2 separate regions of the Homo sapiens genome follow, and region 2 is linked to region 1. A link is an interaction called in ENCODE POLR2A ChIA-PET data of the cell type or tissue named here. Cell type or tissue: Panc1. All regions are shown on one strand. Links, peaks and the distances in the headings refer to the core of each region. The heading gives the core; the rest is flanking DNA.

Region 1 (11,414 bases), core at 1,663-9,662:
CCCAGCTTCTCAGGAGGCTGAGGCAGGAGAATTACTCCCTCCCAGGGGGCAGAGGTTACAATGGGCCTAGCTCACACCATTGTACTCCAGCCTGGGCGACAGAGCAAGAATCCATCTCATAAATAAATAAATAATTTTAAAAAAATACTTTGTTTTAATTAGCATTGTTTCTTCTTAAGAAAATAAAGCAATTTTTCATTTTTAACTGGTTAGCTAAATTTCTCCCCCACCCTCAACCAAGATTTCAATTTAAATTGGTACTTGGGGAACAGAGAATATGAGATATTTTATTGCCCTAAATTTCTTATTGTCCATTTTATGTTCAACTTTGTTGCCTTATTTTCCTTACTGTTACCTTATTATTATTTTGTAATTAATAAGATCAGAAATATAAGATCTGATTTTCTGTATTACATGTGGCACTCACCCTCCCTCCTCCAGAATAGTCATTAAATTACTGAATGACTTATATGTGCCAGGCACTGCTCTAAGTACTAAGAATACAGCAGTGAACAAGACAGTGAAGGTTCCTGTTCCTAATCGTTACTTCACCGAAGAAGAAAAAGTGTTTGCACATGATTTGAGAAAACAGATGGGAGTGAGATTTTCACCCCGGGTGCAGACTTGCCTCAAAATTAATTTAAATACTGTCCTATTTTGATCCATTTGAGAGCCTTCTAGGGAAAATCTACTCTGTTCTCCAGGTGTCCTAGAAGGATTCACCAAAGGAACAGTGTGGTTAGTGAAGGTGGAGCAGGAATAGTTGCCAGACAGCTGTGCCCCTTCCCTGGAGGGAAGAGTCATGCCCCCAGGCACCCAGTGCCTTCAAAGGTTAAGGCTGTGAGTTCAGAGAACAAAGGAAGTTTTAAGGAAGAACAACTCCTCCCCACTCCAGGTAAAGGGGGATGTAACTGAAGCATCACTCCCAGCCTCACTCCACCTCCTTCCATCAGCCCCAAGGTGGGGGGATGTCTGATTGGGCATATTTGACTCCGATCCTTCCTCCTTTCACTTGGGAGTGGGGGGTCTGCTCCACCTGCAGGGAGCACACATTTTTTATAGGTGGCTACACACACACACACACACACACCTGTAATACTCCAGCACTGCTATGACAAGGGAGTAAGTCTGCCTAACTCAAGGATGAATAAGACATTTATCCACTTCAGATTAAAGCCTTGTTGCTTGCTCAACCTAGCCTTTAAAACAAATAAAAGTGATACTCTGATCTCCATCATCCAATCCCTGGTCTGTCTGTTTTTCTCCCTCTCTTTCACCCCCTTCGACTGGTTTTAAACTCAGAAGGGAGAAGGGTATTTACTGGTGCTGTCAATACAGTTTCCATTATAATGGTTTATGCCTGAGCATTTTGTTTTTATTTTTATTGATTCTGTGAATGGATAAATGTTCCTGTTGTATTTTCTAAATGGTTACTTGCTGATAAGCAGCAAACCTTCTGGGTTTTGTGTAGGTTTTGTATTTGCCCAAATGACTCAGTTCTCTCACTGATTGTAGTAGTTTTTCAGTTGATAATTGGGTTTCCCATGTAAAAAAGGTACCTCTGCAAAAAACATGAACTTTATTTAGACTTTCAGTCTTTTTTTTTCCTGTAAGTGACAGGGTCTTGCTTAGTTGTCCAAGCTGCAATCCTCCCACCTCAGCCTCCCAACTAGCTGGGACGATGGGTACACGCCACCTGGCTATATTCTTTCTTATAGCATTATTTCAGCTAAAATAATAATAAATAGTAGTGACTTTATTATTTTAATTTAGTAACTTCATTTTAATGCAAATAGCATTGTATTTCATTTTTAAGTATAATGATGGCTATGTTTGTTTTTTTAATCAGAAATGGATGTTAATTTATATCTAGTGTCATTTTTGCCTCTATTGAGAGAATTGTGTGACACCTTTGCGGTTGGTTTGTTTTTTTTTGGTTTTTTTTTGGTGGGGTAGGGGGAACAAAGTCTTGCTCTGTTGCCCAGGCTGGAATGCAGTGGTAGGATCTCAATGCACCGCAACCTCCACTTCCTGGGTTTAAGCAATTCTCCTGCCCCAGTCTCCCAAGTAGCTGGTATTACAGGGACCCGCCAACACAACCGGCTAATTTTTTTTTTTCTTTGAGACAGAGTCTTGCTCTGTTGCCCAAGCTGGAGTGCAGTGGCACGGCCTTGGCTCACTGCAACCTCCATCTCCCGGGTTCAAGCAATTCTCCTGTCTAAGCCTCCCAAGTAGCTGGGACTACAGGCGCCCGCCACCATGCCCAGCTAATTTTTGGGTTTTTAGTAGAGATGGGGTTTCACTGTATTGGTCGGGCTGGTCTCAAACTCCTGACCTCAGGTGATCCGCCCACCTCGGCCTCCCAAAGTGCTGGGATTACAGGCATGAGCCACCTCACCTGGCCAAGAGATGCTCCCAAGAACGGGCTGGAACCACCCACCTCCAGAGTTGGAGGCAAGCACACCAATCAACTGCAAGACACAGAGGGTCAAGTGGCACTCTGTATTTTTTTTAGTAGAAACGGGGTCTCACCATGTTGGCCAGGCTGGTCTCAAACTCCTGACCTCAGATGATCTGCCCGCCTCGGCCTCCCAAAGTGCTGGGATTACAGGCGTGAACCACCACGCCCAGCCACCTCTGACGTCTTATGTTGATGAGTTATAAAGGGTAAGCCACCCATGCATTTTTGGGAATACATCCTTTACTTGTTTATGGCACATTACCGTTTATCATAGTGTTAGATTTAATTTTCAAGTATTCTATATTAGACTTTTACACCAACGTTTCTAAGTAGTGTGGTTTTCTGCACTGTCAGCATTTGAGAACAAAGCTATATCAACTTTGTGACACACACAGGCTGTTGTCCATCTGTTCCTTGGCTCTGTGACAGTCTCTACAAAGCATTTACAGGCTCTACTTCTTCAACATTTTTCAAAATTTTCCCTCAAAACTATTTGATACAACTATCTTTCTTTTTTTTTTTATTTTTTTTTTTGAGACGGAGTCTTGCTCTGTGACCCAGGCTGGAGTGCAGTGGCGCAATCTCAGCACACTGCCAGCTCTGCCTCCCGGGTTCATGCCATTCTCATGCCTCAGCTTCCCGAGTAGCTAGGACTACAGGTGCCCACCACCACGCCCGGCTAATTTTTTGTATTTTTAGTAGAGACAGAGTTTCACCATGTTAGCCAGGATGGTCTCAATCTCCTGACCTTGTGATCCGCCCGCCTCTGCCTCCTAAAGTGCTGGGATTACAGGCGTGAGCCACCGCGCCCAGCCTCTTTCTTTCCACCGCGCCCAGCCTCTTTCTTTCTTTCTTTCTTTTTTTTTTTTTGAGACAGAGCTTCGCTCTTGTTGCCCAGGCTGGAGTGCAATGGTGCGATCTCAGCTCACAGCAACCTCCGCCTCCCGGGTTCAAGCTTCCGGAGTAGCTGGGATTACAGGCATGCGCCACCATGCCCGGCTAATTTTGTATTTTTAGTAGAGACGGGGTTTCTCCATGTTGATCAGGCTGGTCTCGAACTCTGGACCTCAAGTGATCTGCCCGCCTCGGCCTCCCAAAGTGCTGGGATTACAGGCGTGAGCCACCGCACCCAGTGATACAACTATCTTTCAATCGTTTTTAAGAGTTACTGTCTATCCAGTCATTTTAATTTTTTTTTTCACATCTGCTTAGTTTTTCATTTAGTTAAGTATTAAGGACCAGCTAATCAACTCATTAGATTGGTCAAGGCAAGACACTTGAACTACACAGCAGGATTTAAAAAGCAGTTGGTTTTTGGTAGTTCTCTGGTAACCACACAAACACATACACACAAATTTGTAGAGTACTCTGAATATAGGATTTCCCCCGTGATCTTGTATAATGCCCTGTTCACAATCTGCAGTATTTTGGAAATTATATAAATTGGACACGGCCAAATTAAAGATATCTCATAAACTCCTATAAAGTATTTGGGAACTTCAGCTGTATTCCCAAAAAAATCAGTTTTAAACTATAAAGACAAAAATGCATATAAAATCAAAACAGATTTAACAGACATCTTTGAAAAAAATCAAATTACAGTTCAATTTTCTACTTTTTCAAATATGACTAAAAAAAAAGTTACAAGTAGTAATGTCTATCATTTTTTTTTAAAAAAACCCTAATGATTTTTTTTTTTTTTTGAGATGGAGTCTCGCTCTGTCACCCAGGCTGGAGTGCAGTGGTGTGATCTCAGCTCACTGCAGGCTCCGCCTCCTGGGTTCACACCATTCTCCTGCCTCAGCCTCCTGAGTAGCTGGGACTATAGGCACCCGCCACCACGCCCAGCTAATTTTTCATATTTTTAGTAGAGACGGGGTTTCACTGTGTTAACCAGGATGGTCTCCATCTCTTGACCTCGTGATCCGCCCGTCTCAGCCTCCCAAAGTACTGGGATTACAGGCCTGAGACACTATGCCCAGTCATGATTTTTTTTTAAGAGACAGGGTCTCAGGCCAGGTGCAGTGGTTCACAGCTGTAATCCCTAAATCTCTACTAAAAATACAAAAAACTAGCCAAGCGTGGTGGCACATGCCTGTAATCCCAGACACCTGGGAGGCTGAGGCAGGAGAATCGTGCCATTGCATTCCAGCCTGGGCAACAAGAGTGAAACTCCATTTCAGAAAAAAAAAGAGATGGAGTCTCAAAAGCTGGTCTCGAACTCCTGCACTCAAGTGATCTGCCTGCCTCGGCCTCCAAAAGTGCTGGCATTACAAGTGTAAGCCACCACCCCCAGCCAGATTCTTTAATAAATTTCAGTCATTATATTTCCCTGGCACAGATTTATTAGCATAGCACCAAACATGGTAACCCCGATAAATATTAAAATATTTTCCTATCACAATGATCACAAATCTAATTATTAGTATACATTTCCTTAAATGGTAGCCCTCTGTTAAATGGTAAGCTCTCTGGGGACAGTGAATTTTTTCATCCCATTCCCTGCTCTATCTATATCCCTAGTACCTACTGGGTACCTAGAATGTACTCAAGAAATAGCTGTGGGCCAGGCGCAGTGGCTCATGGCTGTAATCCCATCACTTTGGGCAGACTGCTGGAGTTCAGGAGTTTGAGACCAGCCTGGGCAACATGGTGATACCCTGACTCTATAAAAAAATTTTTTTAATTAGCCAGGCATGGTGGTGCTTGCCTGTAGTCCCAGCTACTCAGGAGGCTGAGGTGGGAGGATTGCTTGAGTCTGGGAAGTCGAGGCTGCAATGAGCCATGATTGTGCCACTGCACTCCAGTCTGGGTGACAGAGTGAGACCCTATCTCAAAAAAAAAAAAAAAGGAAAAATAGTTGGGAAGCTATGAATGAAATTAAAGCCTCTTTTTTTTTCTTTGTTTTACCTATTGTCCTTTTATTTTTCTACATTAGAATTGCCAAAGTCACATTTTTTTTCCTTTTTTTTTTAAGTACTGGATCCTAAATGACTTATCTATTTTATATTTTTAATTTCAAATTTATTAATTTCAAAGTTGTATTCAAAAGAAAATTAATAATCGTAAATTATTTCCTAAAAAATGAGACTGAAATAAATGAAAATAAATTAATCTATTGGCCTAAAGTTAGAAAAAAGAATAAAACAAACTTTGCCATTATTTTAGGTTTGTATTATGTAAAGAACATGAAACTTTCTTATTCAATCTAAACTCCATTTCAGTTGGAGACTTATTCCACTGAAATTTATCATCATGACTGATATATCTGTCTTTGCTTTTATCTGTTTCACATTTTAATATTATAATGCTTCCTTTGTTGTAAATATGATTTTATTTAGTTTCTTCACCTCTTATGATCTGCAAAGCATATTTCTTGCTTTTCAATTCTAGTAGCATACCGTTTACTACTTTTAAAAAATCTTGACTTGGCAGGACGCGGTGGCTCACTCCTGTAATCCTAACACTTTGGGAGGCTGAGGCGGGTGGATCACCTGAGGTCAGGAGTTCGAGACCAGCCTAGACAACACGGCAAAACCCCATCTCTACTAAAAATGCAAAAATTAGCCAGGCATGGTGGCAGGCGCCTGTAATCCCAGCTACTTGGGAGGCTGAGGCAGAAGAATTGCTTGAACCCAGGAGGAAGAGGTTGCAGTGAGCTGAAATTGCACCACTACACTCCAGCCTGGGCGACAGAGCGAGGCTGTCTCAAAAAAAAAAAAAAAGTTTGCTTCTTTTTTCCAGCAGCATTCCAAGAGAGAAATGACAGGACGTGAACTAAGCCCAGGACTAGGCAATTAAAGGAGAGGGAATAGATTTGAGAGCAGTGAAGGGCATACTAACCAATGGAGAAGAAGAATAAACAAAGCTAGGCAGCAAGCAGTGCCTTAAGGGCCCCCAAAGTCCATGTTGAGGAGGAGTTGGGGGCTCATGCTGAATGTCTCTCAAGCTCACTTCCCACAACAGCAACCCTTGCAACACACACCTCACTAGACCCTCACCCCCTCACCGTAACCCATGAGGCGGATATTATCATTTCCATTCTACAGATGAATAAACACAGTTCAGAAAAGTTCAACTGAATTCTGGTCTTTGGAATCCAAAAACGTCTTGAGCTACCACTGGGCAGCTGAGGCAGGGTTAGGCTGTGTGGGAAAACCAAGGACAAGACTTTGACCCACTGGATCAACCTTACCATCGAGTTGTAGGCAACAAAAAGAACATACCTGATAAAATGGAAAACAGAAAGCAGCAGCTAATTCAGCGCTAACTGGTGGTGAACAGAGAACACAGTCTCAGAGATCAGGGATAAGATTTCCAGTGGGCACTGGGCTCCCACACTGCCAGTTACCTGAACAACCCTGGGTTATCTGGCCATCTCGGCATATTTAGTAATCATGGAGGTGGGGATGTTTGGATGACAAATTATCTGGTCAACCCAGCAATGCCCCGCATTTGAACTATGTTTACCAATATTTATAGATTATCCTGTGCAAATTTCACAGGCCCACTGCAGAGCAGTGATTCAGAAACTTTTTTGGTCATAGACCTGTTAAGAATCTGATGAAAGCTATAATCTCCCTCTCCACAAAAATAACAAATACAAAATCGTCTATGTAATTTTGACACGTTCATATCCTTTGACAGAGCAACTCCACTTCCAGGAATTTGTCCTACAGATATACAAGCACAAGGACAAAGACAGGTACAAGGATATTTGTGGTGGCATTGTTTAAAATAGGAAACCCTCTGAAACAAACCTGAAGTCCACCAGTAGGGCACTGGTGAAATAAACCAGGGAAGTGGGGGCAGGATGGGGTGAGGGAGTACAGACAGCACCGGCTTCAGGTTTAGCTTCCCTTTAAAAGATGCAGGGGCCTTCCTGCCCCCCACCCAACCTGGTGCCCCCAACTCAGCAAGGTCCCTGGAGAGGAAGAAATGCAAGCAACCGCGCAGGAGGAGGCTAAATAATGAATTGTAAGTGTGTGTTTTCTTTGGCCAGGGCAGTCTGGCCAAGCTCTGGGGGCTGCTGGGCAAACATTTTTCATATTTTAGTAGCTGGCCTATGCCCAAGGCAGTCAAAAGTTAAGCAAGCTTTGAATGAGCTGCTCCCTTGCTCTCCACGGCCCCAAGAATTCTTAATGAGGTTCTAAGGCAGCGGCCTCCAGGCCCCCAGCAAACTGGTCATGTTGCCTTAAATATCACTCACCCTTCACTACTTTTAATGAATGCAAATGATTCAGCAACAAAACACTTAGCCTGAAGTGAAATCCGTCTTTGTGCAGCCGGTTTCACCAGCTTGCTGACAGCCCAGCTCAGGCAGGGCCCTACCGGACAGGCAGGCAGGCTGGCCCAGCACAGCCGCAGGTGCCCAGGCTAGCCCAGGCAGACCCCTGCACACCCAGGGCAGCAGCAAAAGGCAGGAAGTGCAGAGCACAAGGGAAGCTCTCCATCCCACCTACCACCCCAGCGACCAGGTGCAGACCTTCACATCTCCACCTCTTTATGACTCTGGCTCCAGGGCAGAGGAAAGTGTGAGCAGGAAAAACAAAAGGTATTTATTTGATCTAAGGAATGGGGCTTAGTTCCAGGCACCTCAAAGGCTTGTCCGGTCACCACCCACCCCCACCTCCCCTTCACCTGAGGCCAGGTTCCAGAGGAACTCAGAAAGAGAACCCGCAAAGCTCCCTTGGATCCCGGTCCTCCTTCACCAACTGCAAGGAAGTGACAAAAACGGAGACAGTGTGAAGAACCCAATTTACACCGTTTTCGAAGTTCTGTTTTGGCAGCAAAAACTGAAAGCAGTTTTTCAGGAGTCTGAGAGCAACTTTTAACTAATTTCTCTCCAACCTGAGGCTCAGGGGGATTTCTTGCCCTGTCAGCCTGATCAACACCTCTCCCCGAGGCTGAGATAGCAGGCCTGGCCCAGAACAGGCAGCTGTTAATTCAGCTGCCACATCTTCACCCGAGAGGCCAGCCGCTGGCGGGAGACCCACAGAGGTCCATGCAGGCTCTCTCTAGGCTTTCTTGGTTGTGGATACAAATATGGAATCGGAGGGCATTAGACCCAAACTAGGCAACTGGCTGAACTCAGGACTACTGAGAGCTTACACATATCTGTGTAGCTGCATTAGATATAAAAAGGGCTTTGAAGTATTTGTTGACTTGGTTTAAAAGAAACCATGGTCCCTTTCAACCCTCACAGGACAATGAAGACAAGATCAGTCTCCCCAACAGAAAAAAGTTTCTCATTGTATCTTAGAGGGCCTCCAAAAATAAGTTGTATTGCATCAAAAATGCCCTTAGCTGTACATCCATCTTTTAGAAAAAGAGCACTGCAATTTTCTTAAAACAATCAGGAAGAACATTTCAATGCTGTTCTTCCCCATCATTTAAGGCACACCATCTATTATACAATACCTTATTCTTCAAAACACTCTCATAGGAAGCCAACCGAAGCGGAGAAGAGCATTCCTTAATCGAGGGGCTGAGTCTCCTAGCCCCTGGGACTCTTAAGTTCTTGCCTTCCATAAATTGGCCCCTTTCCTTCCTGGGCCTCAGTGACAACGCAGAAAGAATGCTTTCCGAAACCCATATGTGGTAAAGTGCTTAAGCCTACAGAAGTGAACAGGTAGAAGGCTTGACACACGCATCTACACAGCAATCTACTGTGGGTTTTTTTGTTGTTGTTGTTTTGGTTTGTTTGTTTGTTTAAGACAGAGTTTCATTCTTGTTGCCCAGGCTGGAGTGCAATGGCACAATCTTGGCTCACTGCAACCTCCGCCTCCCAGGTTCAAGCGATTCTCCTGCCTTAGCCTCTCAAGTAGCTGGGATTACAGGCATGCGCCACCACACCTGGCTAACTTTTTTTTTTTTTTTTTTTTTTTTAGTAGAGACTGGGTTTCTCCATGTTGGTCAGGCTGGTCTCGAACTCCCTACCTCAGGTGATCCGCCTGCCTCAGCCTCCCAAAGTGCTGGGACTACAGGCGTGAGCCACTGCGCCCGGCCTTTTTATTTATTTATTTATTATTATTATTATTTTGAGACAGAGTCTCGCTCTGTAGCCCAGGCTGGAGCGCAGTGGCATGATTTCAGCTCACTGCAACCTCCGCCTCCCGGTTCAAGCAATTCTCCTATCTCAGCCTCCCAAGTAGCTGGGACTACAGGTGCCCACAACCACGCCTGGCTAATTTTTGTATTTTCAGTAGAGACAGGGTTTCACCATGTTGGTCAGGCTGGTCTTGAACTCCTGACCTCAGGTGAGCCACCGTGGCCTGGCCAGCAATCTATTTTAAAAAACAATTTTGTGGCCGGGCGCAGTAGCTCATGCCTGTAATCCCAGCACTTTGGGAGACAGAGACGGGCGGATGACGAGGTCAGGAGATCGAGACCATCCTGGCTAACACGCTGAAACCCCGTCTCTACTAAAAATACAGAAAAATAAAAATAAAAAATTAGCCAGGCATGGTGGCAGGCGTCTATAGTCCCAGCTACTCGGGAGGCTGAGGCAGGAGAATGGCGTGAACTCAGGAGGCGGAGCTTGCAGTGAGCCGAGATCGTGCCACTGCACTCCAGCCTGGGCGACGAGACGGACTCCGTCTCAAAAAAAAAAAAAAAATTTGCTTTTGATATTCATACAAAAGGGACACAACTTTGTCTCTTCACCTACCATATAAACCCCATAACCAAACCACCCCACCATCAAATGAACCAGAAAGCAACCAAAAAAAGAATTCCTTAGCCTTTGGGAAGTTACAACGTGACTGAAGGGGGAAAACTGGTGAGGCAGGAGAACAGGGTCTGCAGGCAGGGAATCTAAGGCTGTTTCACACCGACGTCCTCCAACTAAATTGAAATGAAAGCCCTATCTACTTTCCAGGCCTAAGTAACAAAAAGAGCAGAGGCTACTACTCCCTTTGAACTTTTTTGCCAGGCAGATGGGAAATTGGCTGTCTGCAGCCAATCATACTGAGTGCGAATCCTGTCTTCGTTTGCAACTTTGTAACTTTACTCCAGCCTCTGAATGGTTGCTGTCCACAACCAATCAGACTGACTGCTGGCCCAGTCTTCCTTTGCGTAGAAGTATAACTTTAACTTCACCCTAGCCTCTGACTGGTTGCTTTTTCTAACCAATGAGATGTTTGCACAGGAGCATGACATTTGCATGAAGTGGCCAGTGGGAAACTTTTAGGGGGTATTTGGGTCCAGGAAGATTCTGTATCCCAGCCCTTAAGCCGCTGCTTGGGTCTGCTCCCACACTGTGGAGTGTACTTTCATTTTCAATAAATCCCTGCCTTCGTTCTTCTGTTGCTTCATTCTTTCTTTGCTTTGCTGGGGGTTTTGTCCAATTCTTTGTTCAAAACACAAAGAACCTAGACACTCACAGTCATGACCCTTTACCAGTGACAATGGCATTCAGCAATGCTTGGGTAGCACAAAATAGAATGGATGGCAACCAGCTGTCTCCACAAAGTTAGAATCAGCCCCACACAAGTGTGCTGCTGGGGAAGAAAACGCTAGCATCTCCTGTCCGTCTCCTGCCTGCCTGACCCAGGTCTCCATCCTCTGAGCTCCTGACATTTACTGTGTGCCTCTCTTTGGTCTTCTCTGTATCCTTGTCTTGTTAATCACTCTCTCCAGATTCTGTCTTGATTCACCTACCAGCAATCCATTCCTGGAGTGAACCTCCAGTGTCCCCCAGCTCAGCCTTTCAAAATGGAGACTTTGAATTAGCCGGGCGTGGTCGTGGGCGCCTGTAATCCCAGCTACTCTGGAGACTGAGGCAGGAGAATCGCTTGAACCTGGGAGGTGGAGATTGCAGTGAGCTGAGATTGTGCCGTTGCACTCCAGCCTGGGCAACAAGAGTGAAACTCCGTCTCAAAAAAAAAAAAAAAAAAAAAAAGGAGATCCTATCATTAGAGAGTCACTGTATTCTTTCCATAATAGATAGACT
Region 2 (11,414 bases), core at 1,933-9,932, 59 kb after region 1:
GAGTTACATGCCGGCCCGAGTGGTGGTGTGCGGGGGTGATAGCACTAGCTCTCTTCACACGGAACTCAACTCGGTAGGACCCCAGGGCCATTAGCCATTACTCCACCCCTCACAGGATCTGCCCTCCTGCTTCTATCTGGCCCTATCCTACTTTTTTCTAACTCCCACCTGTCTTGAGCCCCACAGAAAGTAGTGTCCTTTATCCCTGTGCTTGTGCCACCAGGCCCTGAACAATGAGGGTGGCATGAGGACAGCTTTGTCAGGACCCTACACATCCCAGGGCTGGGGAAGGGAGGGAAACAGTGAGGGGACTGGAGCCTAGAGCCAACTTGGCTCTGCATGTGTGGAGGTGACAGCTTTCTCTGCCCCCTGCCAGGTGAATGTGATGCCCTCTGCCAGCCGGGTGATCCTCCTGGAGAACCTGACCCGCTTCTGGCCCATCATCCAGATCCGCATAAAGCGCTGCCAGCAGGTGGGGCCAGGGATGTGGGGTGTGGCCCTGGGTAGGGGGCTCTGAGCCCCATAAACAGGCAGATCTTAAGCCAGAGGACCAGCCTGGGTCTCGAGCAGCTCCAGGGGTGAGGTTCGAGGGCGTAGCTGACCCCAGCCCATCCCAAGGTGTGGAGCGAGTGAAGATAGTCCTGTGTGTGTTTCAGGGTGGCATTGATACGCGCATTCGGGGGTTAGAGATCCTAGGCCCCAAGCCCACGTTCTGGCCAGTGTTCCGGGAGCAGCTCTGTCGTCACACACGCCTCTTCTACATGGTTCGGGCACAGGCCTGGAGCCAGGACATGGCAGAGGACCGCAGGAGCCTCCTGCACCTGAGTTCTAGGTGTGTGAGAGTGTGCGTGTATGCTTGTGTCTGTGGGAAAGGTAAGGCTATTGCAAATAGCTGGCAGGCAGGGGTCCATAGAAGCTGTGAGATGGAGGTTTAATATGCGTGGGGAGGGGGCTGGAGTTTTCTGAGCTGTGGGAGGGGAAGAAAGGATAAAGAGAAAAGATTTCTCCAGTGGGCTGGGAATGGGATATACCAGTTAGCACAGAGCAGTTCTGAAGTACCAGGGGGCCTTCGGTTTGGGTGCTGGGGTTAGCTGGCAGTCTTAGGAAGGGTGGACACTGAGATAACATATGCTTCAAGCCCCTGACACCTTCCTCCTCCATTCTCACCCCCAGACTCAACGGTGCTCTGCGCCAGGAGCAGAATTTTGCTGACCGCTTCCTCCCTGATGACGAGGCTGCCCAAGCTCTGGGCAAGACCTGCTGGGAGGCCCTGGTCAGCCCCGTGGTGCAGAACATCACCTCCCCTGGTAACCATCCTGACATCTGGACCCATTACTATCTCAGGGCTTGGTTCCACTAATTAGTTCCTTCTTGCTCTACCCTAGAACCACCTGGATTATGTCCTGGCCCTTTTGGCACCTGCATTTGTAATCCCAGTGCTGTCTTCTCACAGCCCAGGGGCTGCCCCCTTTCCCATGTCTCTCAAGTGTCAGGGGACACCATAAGTGCTGGAGGTGCCTTGTTACCCACTCCCTTTATCATTCTTCTTTTTTTTTTTTTTGAGACAGATTTTCGCTCGTTACCCACGCTGGAGTGCAATGGCATGATCTTGGCTCACTGCAACCTCTGCCTCCCAGGTTCAGGCAATTCTCCTGCCTCAGCCTCCCAAGTAGCTGGGATTACAGGCATGCACCACCATGCCTGGCTAATTTTATTTTATTTTATTTTATTTTTTTGAGACAGAGTTTCGCTCTTGTTGCCTAGACTGGAGTGCAATGGCGCAGTCTCGGCTCACTGCAACCTCTGCCTCCAGGGTTCAAGTGATTCTTCTGCCTCACCCTCCCAAATAGCTGGGATTACAGGCATGGGCCACCATGCCCAGCTAATTTTGTATTTTTAGTAGAGATGGGGTTTCTCCATGTTGGTCAGGCTGGTCTCGAACTCCCAATCTCAGGTGATCCACCCGCCTCAGTCTCCCAAAGTGCTGGGATTACAGGCATGAGCCACCGCGCCTGACCCACACCTGGCTAATTTTATATTTTTAGTAGAGGTGGGGTTTCTCCGTGTTGGTCAGGCTGATCTCGAACTCCCGACCTCAGGTGATCCACCCACCTCAGCCTCCCAAAGTGCTGGGATTACAGGCATGAGCCACCGCACCTGGCCTTTTCTATTTTTTTATGCTTATTTCTTATTTTTAAAGATGGGGTCCTGCTATGTTGACCAGGCCAGTCTTGAACTCCTGCCTCAAGCGATCCTCTCATCTCAGCCTCCCAAAGTGCTGGGATTACAGGCGTAAACCACCCTACCTGGCCCCCCTTCCTTGTATCATTCCGTCCAGTTGCTCTATCTCCACACTCCTGTTCAGCCCAACCACTCCCACTTCCCTGCAGACATGGCTGTGCCTTGGTTTGTTTATCTCACCCTCTAGATGAGGATGGCATTAGCCCCCTGGGTTGGCTGCTGGACCAGTACCTGGAGTGTCAGGAAGCTGTCTTCAACCCCCAGAGCCGCGGCCCAGCTTTCTTCTCGCGGGTGCGCCGTCTCACTCACCTGCTGGTGCATGTCGAGCCCTGTGAGGCACCCCCTCCTGTGGTGGCCACTCCTCGGCCCAGTGAGTAGTGGAGATTCAGGTGGGGAGCTCTAGTCAGGAGCGTTTTCCTGGGCCCCATGTGTACACCACAGGCTTCTGTCCATCCCCATCCTTCCCCTCCCTATGGGCTCAGCCTGTTCATCTTCCAGGTTTGTGTCACCTCCATCCATGAACATCATTTTGGGTGGCAGCATGTCAGGAAAGGCCTCAGGGAACCCCCTTGGATGGGGACTTGGGAGTGGAGGGGCTGCACCCTCCTTGCCTCTGCCACTTTCTTGGTCTCTACAGAAGGCAGAAACAGAAGCCACGACTGGAGCTCCTTGGCTACCCGGGGCCTTCCAAGCAGCATCATGAGAAACCTGACGCGCTGTTGGCGGGCCGTGGTGGAGAAGCAGGTGGGCAGGAGCAGGCCTGCGGGAGAGAGGGGACACCATAATGGTGGCATGTTGGGTTGTGTCTTCATGCTCCTGCCCCTTCCTTCCAGGTGAACAATTTTCTGACCTCATCCTGGCGGGATGATGACTTTGTGCCACGCTACTGTGAGCACTTTAATATTCTGCAGAACTCAAGCTCTGAACTGTTTGGGCCTCGGGCAGCCTTCTTGCTGGCGCTGCAAAATGGCTGTGCGGGAGCCTTGCTGAAGCTCCCTTTTCTCAAAGCTGCCCACGTAAGCCTCTACCCTTGCCTCATCCTTGGGTCTCTTCCGACAAACTCTCCCTTCCTCACCTCCTCCAAATGACCCACCCTTCCATTCCCATTCTATGATGAACATATGTTAGTATATAGCCATGTTATAAGAAGTTTAAAAAATTGAAAAAAATAAATAGTGGCCAGGTGTGGTGGCTCATGCCTGTAATCCCAGCACTTTGGGAGGCCGAGGCAGGCAGATCATCTGAGGGCAGGAGTTTGAGGCCAGCCTGGCCAACATGGCCAAACCCCATCTCTACTAAAAATACAAAAATTAGCCAGGCATGGTGGCACATGCCTGTATTCCCAGCTACTTGGGAGGCTGAGGCAGGAGAATCGTTTGAACCCAGGAAGTGGAGGTTGCAGTTGCAGTCAGCCGAGATTGCACCACTGCACTCCAGCCTGCGTGACAGAGCTAGACTCATCTCAAAAAAAAGAAAAAAACAAAAAAACCCCCCACAATTGATGAGCTAAAATGCAAGAAGCACCCTGGAAAGCAGGGTACAGAGCAGCAGGAACATGAGGCTCCTTGTGTAGCCTCCAGTCCTAGTTTATCAGTGACACTGCATCAGGACCATCTTTGTGTATGTAACTTACCTCCTTGTGTCCGTCTTTCTTTCTCTCTCTCTTTCTCCCTTCCTGCCTTCCTTCCTTCCTTCCTTCCCTCCTTCCCTCCTTCCCTCCCTCCTTCTCTCCCTCCCTCCCTCCTTCTCTTTCTCTCTTTCTCTTTCTTTCCTTCTCTCTTTCTTTCTTCTTCCTTTTTTTTTTTTTTTTTTTTGAGACGGAGTCTCGCTCTGTTGCCCAGGCTGGAGTGCAGTGGCTCGATCTCAGCTCACCACAACCTCCGCCTCCCAGGTTCAAGCGATTCTCCTGCCTCAACCTCCCAAGTAGCTGGGATTACAGGTGCATGCTACCACGCCCAGCCAATTTTTGTATTTTTAGTAGAGACGGAGTTTCACCACATTGGTCAGGCTGGTCTCGAACTCCTGACCTCGTGATCCGCCCGCCTCACCCTCCCAAAGTGTTGGGATTACAGGCATGAGCCACCTCTCCCTTCCCTTCCCTTTCCCTTCCCTTCCCCTTCCCTTCCCTTCCCCTTCCTTTCCCTTCCCTTCCCTCCCCTCTTTTCCTCTCCTTTCTTTTTCTTTCTCTCCCTTTCTTTCTCTTTCTTTACTTCTTTCTTAACAGGGTCTTACTCCCTCCCACACTGGGATGCAGTGGTGCAGTCACAGCTCACTGCGGCCTCAACCTCTTGGGCTCAGGTGGTCCTCTCAGCCTTCTGGGTAGCTGGGACCATAGGCGTGTGCCACCATGCCCAGCTAATTTTTTCGTATTTTTAGTAGAGATGGGGTTTTGCCATGTTGCCCAGGCTGGTCTCCAACTCCTGGGTTCAAGCCATCTGCCTGTCTCAGCCTCCCAAAGTGCTGGAATTACAGGCGTGAACTGCGCCTGGTCTTATTTTCTCATTTTGAATGATTATTATTAGTTTGATTTTTTAGACACAATGTGAAAAGACACTTTCCATAATTGTTAATATTGCTAATTTGTACAATGGTTAATGATCTTATAAAATAGTTGTATGAAAGCACCAACCACCTTAGAAAGCTGCCAGCATTCATATCTACTTTCCAGACCCTCATCCCTCCTCCCCACTCACCTGCTCTGCTCGCTCATTCATGGCTTTCCTGTGCTCTGCCATTGCTCAGGTGAGTGAGCAGTTCGCCCGGCACATTGACCAGCAGATCCAGGGCAGCCGGATCGGTGGAGCCCAGGAAATGGAGAGGCTGGCACAGCTGCAGCAATGCCTGCAAGCTGTCCTGATTTTCTCCGGCTTGGAGATAGCCACCACTTTTGAGCATTATTACCAGTGAGTGTGGACCTAAGGAGCGGGAGCTGGCGGGAGGCAGGATGATGGTGGCAGAGCCAGCTCATGGGCCTGGAAGTCTGGGATAGAGGCAGGCTGGAGCCTTGGAGTGGGAGGCTGGGCCACACTGGTGCCCACACTGAGGCTTGGCCCGGGCTGCATGCACTGCAGGCACTACATGGCGGACCGTCTCCTGGGCGTGGTCTCGAGCTGGCTGGAGGGGGCCGTGCTGGAGCAGATCGGTCCCTGCTTCCCCAACCGCCTCCCCCAGCAGATGTTGCAGAGCCTGAGCACCTCTAAGGAGCTGCAGCGCCAGTTCCACGTCTACCAGCTCCAGCAGCTGGATCAGGAACTCCTGAAGCTGGAGGATACAGAGAAGAAAATACAGGTGAGTGCCTTGGAAGGGATAAGCAAATAAGAGGGTAGGGGGAAGAGGGGCGTGGAGCAGACTGGAGGAGGCCATGGCATCTGGGAACCCTGTGCTCCTTCAGGTGGGCCTTGGGGCCAGTGGCAAGGAGCACAAGAGCGAGAAGGAAGAGGAAGCTGGGGCAGCAGCAGTGGTGGATGTGGCGGAGGGAGAGGAGGAAGAGGAGGAGAATGAGGACCTCTACTATGAAGGGGCAATGCCAGAAGTGTCTGTGCTTGTCCTGTCCCGACACTCCTGGCCTGTTGCCTCAATCTGCCACACACTGAACCCCAGAACCTGCCTGCCCTCCTACCTGAGGGGCACTTTGAACAGATACTCCAACTTCTACAACAAGAGTGAGCAGCCAGGCAGAGGGACTGGGGACTGGGGAGAGGGTGGGCTGCTAGGAAAGGACCTGGGGTTGGGGGCAGACCCTGATGTTGGGAGGCTTGATGTAAAAAGAGATAGTCTTTGGCTGGGCACAGTGCTCACGCCTGTAATCCCAGCACTTTGGGAGGCCGAGGCAGGCAGATCACTTGAGGTCAGGAGTTCAAGACCAGCCTTGGCCAACATGGTGAAACCTCGTCTCTGCTAAAAATACAGAAATTAGCCGGGTGTGGTGGTGTGTGCCTGTAGTCCCAGCTACTCGGGAGGCTGAGGCAGGAGAATCACTTCAACCCACAGGCAGATGTTGCAGTGAGCCGAGATCGTGCCACTGCACTCTAGCCTGGGCGACAGCGAGACTCCATCTCAAAAAAAAAAAAAAAAAAAAAAAAGAGTTGGTCTTTTAATTTACATTTTTAATTTTTGTTTTTATAGATTCAGGGAGAGATAGTCTTTAGGGATAAGAATTCCCTAGGCCATGGGAAAAACAGTGGTTTTGAGAACAAAGGGCAGGAGCTTGGTGGCTGGGGGTGGCAGGTGCTGTCAGATACCTGATCCCCAGACCATTGCTTTTTCTGTTCTAAAATAAGACCTGGGAATCTCTTTGTGGGTGACGGGGAGGATGGAGGCAGGAGGCACCTGAGGCCACCAGATATGAGTAGGTGTCTGGCTCTTTTCTGGTCAGTCACCTGTCATCCTAAACTCCCCATCGGGGGCTGATCCCTGAGCTGGCAGCAACACAGGAGGGGGAAGAGGCTCAGACCTGTGGTCAGGGCGCCTCCTAATAGGGGAGACATTGTTTCCTGTCATAATATTCCAGCTTGATAAGAGCCCCAGTCCTTCCTCCCTTCATGGTTTTGTCTCCCTAAAAACACATGGGGCAATCCTCGAAGGCACTGATGAGAACCTGCTTGGCACCAGGCTAGGCATAGGATAGCTCCCAGATCCTGAGGCTTGCCATAGAGGCAGGCCCAGAGAAGGCTGAGATCTGGAAGCTCAGACCAGAAGCCCCAGTGTCCATAAATGCTGGGGTCACACGCCTTGCAGAGATAAACAGAGCGTGACCAGCGTGCACCCTCCCTCCAACACCAACTCCCTCCTTTCACCTGCTCTTTGTCTCCCTCCCCCTTCCTGGTCCAGGTCAGAGCCACCCTGCCCTTGAGCGAGGCTCACAGAGGCGACTGCAGTGGACGTGGCTGGGCTGGGCTGAGCTGCAGTTTGGGAACCAGACCCTGCATGTGTCCACCGTGCAGATGTGGCTACTGCTGTATCTCAACGACCTGAAGGTGGCCCAGCCCCGCTGCACCTCTCTCCTGTCTCCCACTTTGTCCCTTGCCTCTCTTCCCAAAACCTTGACTCCCTCTGCTTCTTCCCTCCATCCTCTTCTCTCCACTCCTTGGGGAGGCCCTGAATGTCTCCCATCTGTTCTCTGAAGGCGGTCTCTGTGGAGAGTCTGCTGGCGTTCTCAGGGCTCTCCGCAGACATGCTCAATCAGGCGATTGGGCCCCTCACCTCTTCAAGAGGCCCCCTGGACCTTCACGAGCAAAAGGATATACCAGGAGGTATGCACTTAGGGCCAGAGGGGCCTCTGCTCTGAGGCAGGGCCAGGCTCCTCGTGGGCTCTCCACTGAGTGAGTGATCAGCATTTATTTCAGGGGTCCTCAAGATTCGAGATGGCAGCAAGGAACCCAGGTCGAGATGGGACATTGTGCGGCTCATCCCACCTCAGACGTACCTGCAAGCTGAGGGTGAAGACGGCCAGAACTTGGAGAAGAGACGGAATCTTCTGAACTGCCTCATCGTCCGAATCCTCAAGGCCCATGGAGATGAGGGGCTGCACATTGACCAGCTTGTCTGTCTGGTAGGCAGGGGTGGGCACAATGGGTGACAGATCTTTGCTGGGGTTGGGGGAGCAGTCTACAGGACAAGGTGGGTGCACGTGTGGTGAGGCACCTGGTTCACTGTGTAGCCTGTAGGAGTGTGAGGAGTGAGGTCGGGATGTACCTCGTGTCCTTGGGGCATCCTGTCCTAGCAGCTGGTGGTTGGAGTGGAAGCTCAAGCAAGGAGGGGTCAGCTGCCTCTAAACTACCGCTTCTCCCTTCCTCCCCCACACCAGGTGCTGGAGGCTTGGCAGAAGGGCCCGTGTCCTCCCAGGGGTTTGGTCAGCAGCCTTGGTAAGGGGTCTGCATGCAGCAGCACTGACGTCCTCTCCTGCATCCTACACCTCCTGGGCAAGGGCACGCTGAGACGCCATGACGACCGGCCCCAGGTGCTGTCCTATGCAGTCCCTGTGACTGTCATGGAGCCTCACACTGAGTCCCTGAACCCAGGCTCCTCAGGCCCCAACCCACCCCTCACCTTCCATACCCTACAGATTCGCTCCCGGGGTGTGCCCTATGCCTCCTGCACTGCCACCCAGAGCTTCTCTACCTTCCGGTAGCCCTAGACTTGGGGTCAGGGGAAGGTAGAGCTGGAGCTTTTACAGAAATAAAACCCAAGAGTTTGATTATATGACGTGTGTGTTTGGCGACTGCTAGAGATTTGAGTGGGGAGGTGGGAGGGTTTTCCTTGCTGGTGGAGAAGGAGCCCTTGGCACTGAGGCTGTCGCATGATATGCCAAGGGTCTTGTTAGGGTGAGGATGGTAGACTGGGAGAAAGGCAGAGGGAGTCAGGTGTGACTTAGCACCCCCTCTAGGCAGAGATTGAGAGGACCAGGCAGGATGATGGCACTCAGCCCCTTCTCAGAGGGTGTGTGGTCAGAAGTGCTTTCATCTGGCAGGCTGGAGATCCAAGCCCAACTTGGCCACTCACCAGATGGTTTGTAACTTGGGCAGATTATCGAGCAGGGTTTAATTCTCCTCGTTTGTGGAACTGGCCCAGTCACTGTGGGACTGCGACAAGTAACAGGTATGGAAGCATTTGACGTGGTGAATGAAGGCATTGCCAGTGAGTCTCTATTTTGGCCACCATTGCCAACAGTGAATGTGGTTCCTTGGTGCCTTCCCTAAGTAAGACTGACATGATGAAGGTGAGGTCACTGACCCCTGTGGCCACTGCAGGCACCCAGCAACCTGAATGTGTATTCCATCTGATGGCATAGGCCCAGAAAGAACTGTTCTAGCACAGTTCTTACTCCCACAAGCTCCTCCGTTTTGCCCCTTTCTTCCCCTCCTCTGCCTCCACCCCTTCTCTGTCCTTGCAGAGCTGCACACGCTGTCATCAAACTCCTACCCCTTGATTCTCAAAACGAGGGATTTGGAAGAACAAGAAAAAAAAAAAGAAAGAAAGAAAAACTCCTACCCCTGCGGGCACGGCGCTATATGCACCTTTAGTCCCAGCTACTCGGGAAGCTGAGGTAGGAGGATCGCTTGAGCCCAGGAGTTCTGGGCTGCAGTGTGCTCTGCCATTCGGGTATCTGCACCAAGTTCAGCAACAATATGGTGAACTCCCAGGAGCAGGGGATCCCAGGTTGCCTAAGAAGGGGTGAACTGGCGGCTGGGCGTGGTGGCTCACGTCTGTAATCCCAGCACTTTGGGAGGTTGAGGTGGGCGGATCACGAGGTCAAGAGATTGAGACCATCCTGGCCAACATGGTGAAACCCCATCTCTACTAAAAATACAAAAATTAGCCGGGTGTGGTGGTGCACGCCTGTAGTCCCAGCTACTTGGGAGGCTGAGGCAGGAGAATTGTTTGAACCCGGCAGGCGGAGGTTGCAGTGAGCCGAGATCTCTCCGCTGCACTCCAGCCTGGCAACAGAGCAAGACTCCGTCTCAAAAATAAATAAATAAATAAATAAATAAATAAATAAATGAGTGAACTGGCCCAGGTCAGAAAGAGAGCAGCTCAAAACTCCCATGCTGATTGATCAGTAGTGGGATCGTGCCTGTGAATATCCACTGCACTCCTGCCTAGGTGACATAGACCCTCTCTCTATTTCAGAAAGGCAAAAACTCCTACCCCTAACTACCCCCATAGGTGAGCCTCTGCCCTGCTGCTGTTGGGGAGGTTTGCTTGTGCTACTATAATTGGCTCCATTGGCACCACCCCTGCTGAAGCAGGGCAGCTCAGGTCAGGCCAGGGGATCCTGTGCCAAAGGTGCAGCTCTGTGTCTTGGCAGGGCTACTGGGGAGGAGGAAAGGAGGGATGACCCAGGCATCCCGAGGCTCGTAGCCCAGAGGTGACAGAAAAAGCTATGGAAGGAGGGGGAAGGGGGATGAGGAAGAGTCAGGTGGTAAAGGAGGGCACAGAAGCCAGACAGAGAGAACTGAGTGCCACCAGGACTGAGATTTGGAGTCTAGGGGAAAAAAGGCCATGGCTTGTGGGAGAGTCAGGCTGCTCAGGATGAGGCTATAATACAGAGGGCAGAGGGGCTCCGTAGTGCTTGCTTTGCAGTGTTGGTCCCATGGTGTCGGTAGCTCTCACAGCAGGGGCCAGCCTGCTGAGTGACAGCTGCCCTTTGGGGCAGAGTCCAGACAGGCAGCAGCAGCAGGCTGGGGGCCCAGCACAGTGGGCCCAGGTACACTGGGGTTGCTGCAGCTGGTCACTTAGTGCCTCTTCACCTTGGTACCAGAGATTATAGGCTTTTATTGGCCCAGGCCCAATATTCTTGTGCTCACTCTCAAGTGCCAGAGCTTTCTGCCCTTCTCTGGACTTTCTTGCTTTTTATAAGATTATCCTTCTCCACCAGAAACTCAAAGAAGCTTCCTGCTGTGGGGTCCAGTAGTCAGGCCAGCATGAAGTGCATATAGGGTCAGACGATAGGATTTACTTGCACTACAGCCCCGTTCTGCTACTGTCCCGAGGCCTCCTCCATGGGCTGAGCTGTAGGCTATGCCTTGAACTTACTGCCCTCATCAGCCCCTGGGCATCCTACTCAGTCACCTTGCCAGTCTCCCATGGGGTACCTTCCTGCTCATCTGCGATGGAAAAAGTCTCCAGCAATAATTTTTTTTTGTTTTTTTTTTTAGACAGAGTCTTGCTCTGTCACCCAGGCTGGAGTGCAGTGGCACGACCTCGGCTCACTGCAACCTCCGCCTCCCAGTTTCAAGCGATTCTTCTGCCTCAGCCTCCCGAGTAGCTGGGATTACAGGCTCCCGCCACCACGCCCAGCTAATTTTTGTATTGTTAGTAGAGACAGGGTTTCATCATATTGGTCAGGCTGGTCTCAAACTCCTGACCTCAGGTGATCCAGCCACCTCGGCCTCCCAAAGCACTGGCATTACAGGCATGAACCACTGCACCCGGCCTTTTTTTTTTTTTTAGATGGAGTTTCGCTTTTGTTGCCCAGGCTGCAGTGCAATGGTGTGATCTCGGCTCACTGCAACCTCTACCTCCGGGGTTCAAGCAATTCTCCTGCCTCAGCCTCCCGAGTAGCTGGGATTACAGGCATGCGCCACCACACCCGGCTAATTTTGTATTTTTAGTAGAGACAGGGTTGCTCCATGTTGGTCAGGCTGGTTTCGAACTCCCGACCTCAGGTGATC

Evidence for each region. Peaks named below come from ENCODE experiments on the same cell type or tissue, not always from the same donor. Only the 100,000 strongest peaks of a DNase experiment are listed, where the experiment ranks them.
Region 2: POLR2A ChIA-PET joins it to region 1 with 10 read pairs; 14 of 35 experiments call an interaction of 5 or more read pairs at or near these places.

Annotation. Positions count from the first base shown.
Region 1 is chr6:43,093,133-43,104,546 of GRCh38, reverse strand. The region is part of intron 1 of PTK7 (protein tyrosine kinase 7 (inactive)); the gene reads right to left. Among named protein-coding and RNA genes, the nearest start is that of PTK7, 23 kb to the right of the region's middle. RefSeq lists enhancers at 7,819-7,908, 7,949-8,018, 8,489-8,588. In Panc1, for the core only: no CTCF peak of the experiment used is centred there; no DNase peak of the experiment used is centred there; H3K4me3 peaks cover 2,192 bases; H3K27ac peaks cover 5,622 bases.
Region 2 is chr6:43,034,645-43,046,058 of GRCh38, reverse strand. It overlaps CUL7 (cullin 7), which reads left to right. Exons shown (of 26, transcript NM_014780.5): 13 at 1-73; 14 at 377-472; 15 at 657-832; 16 at 1,174-1,307; 17 at 2,429-2,611; 18 at 2,879-2,985; 19 at 3,075-3,257; 20 at 4,984-5,144; 21 at 5,313-5,529; 22 at 5,633-5,903; 23 at 7,072-7,217; 24 at 7,367-7,493; 25 at 7,587-7,792; 26 at 8,048-8,442. The coding sequence ends at 8,371. LOC124901318 (a long non-coding RNA gene) reads right to left here and starts at 5,023. Exons shown (of 2, transcript XR_007059581.1): 1 at 4,935-5,023; 2 at 913-3,001. It also overlaps the pseudogene RN7SL403P. RefSeq lists a silencer at 47-238. In Panc1, for the core only: no CTCF peak of the experiment used is centred there; no DNase peak of the experiment used is centred there.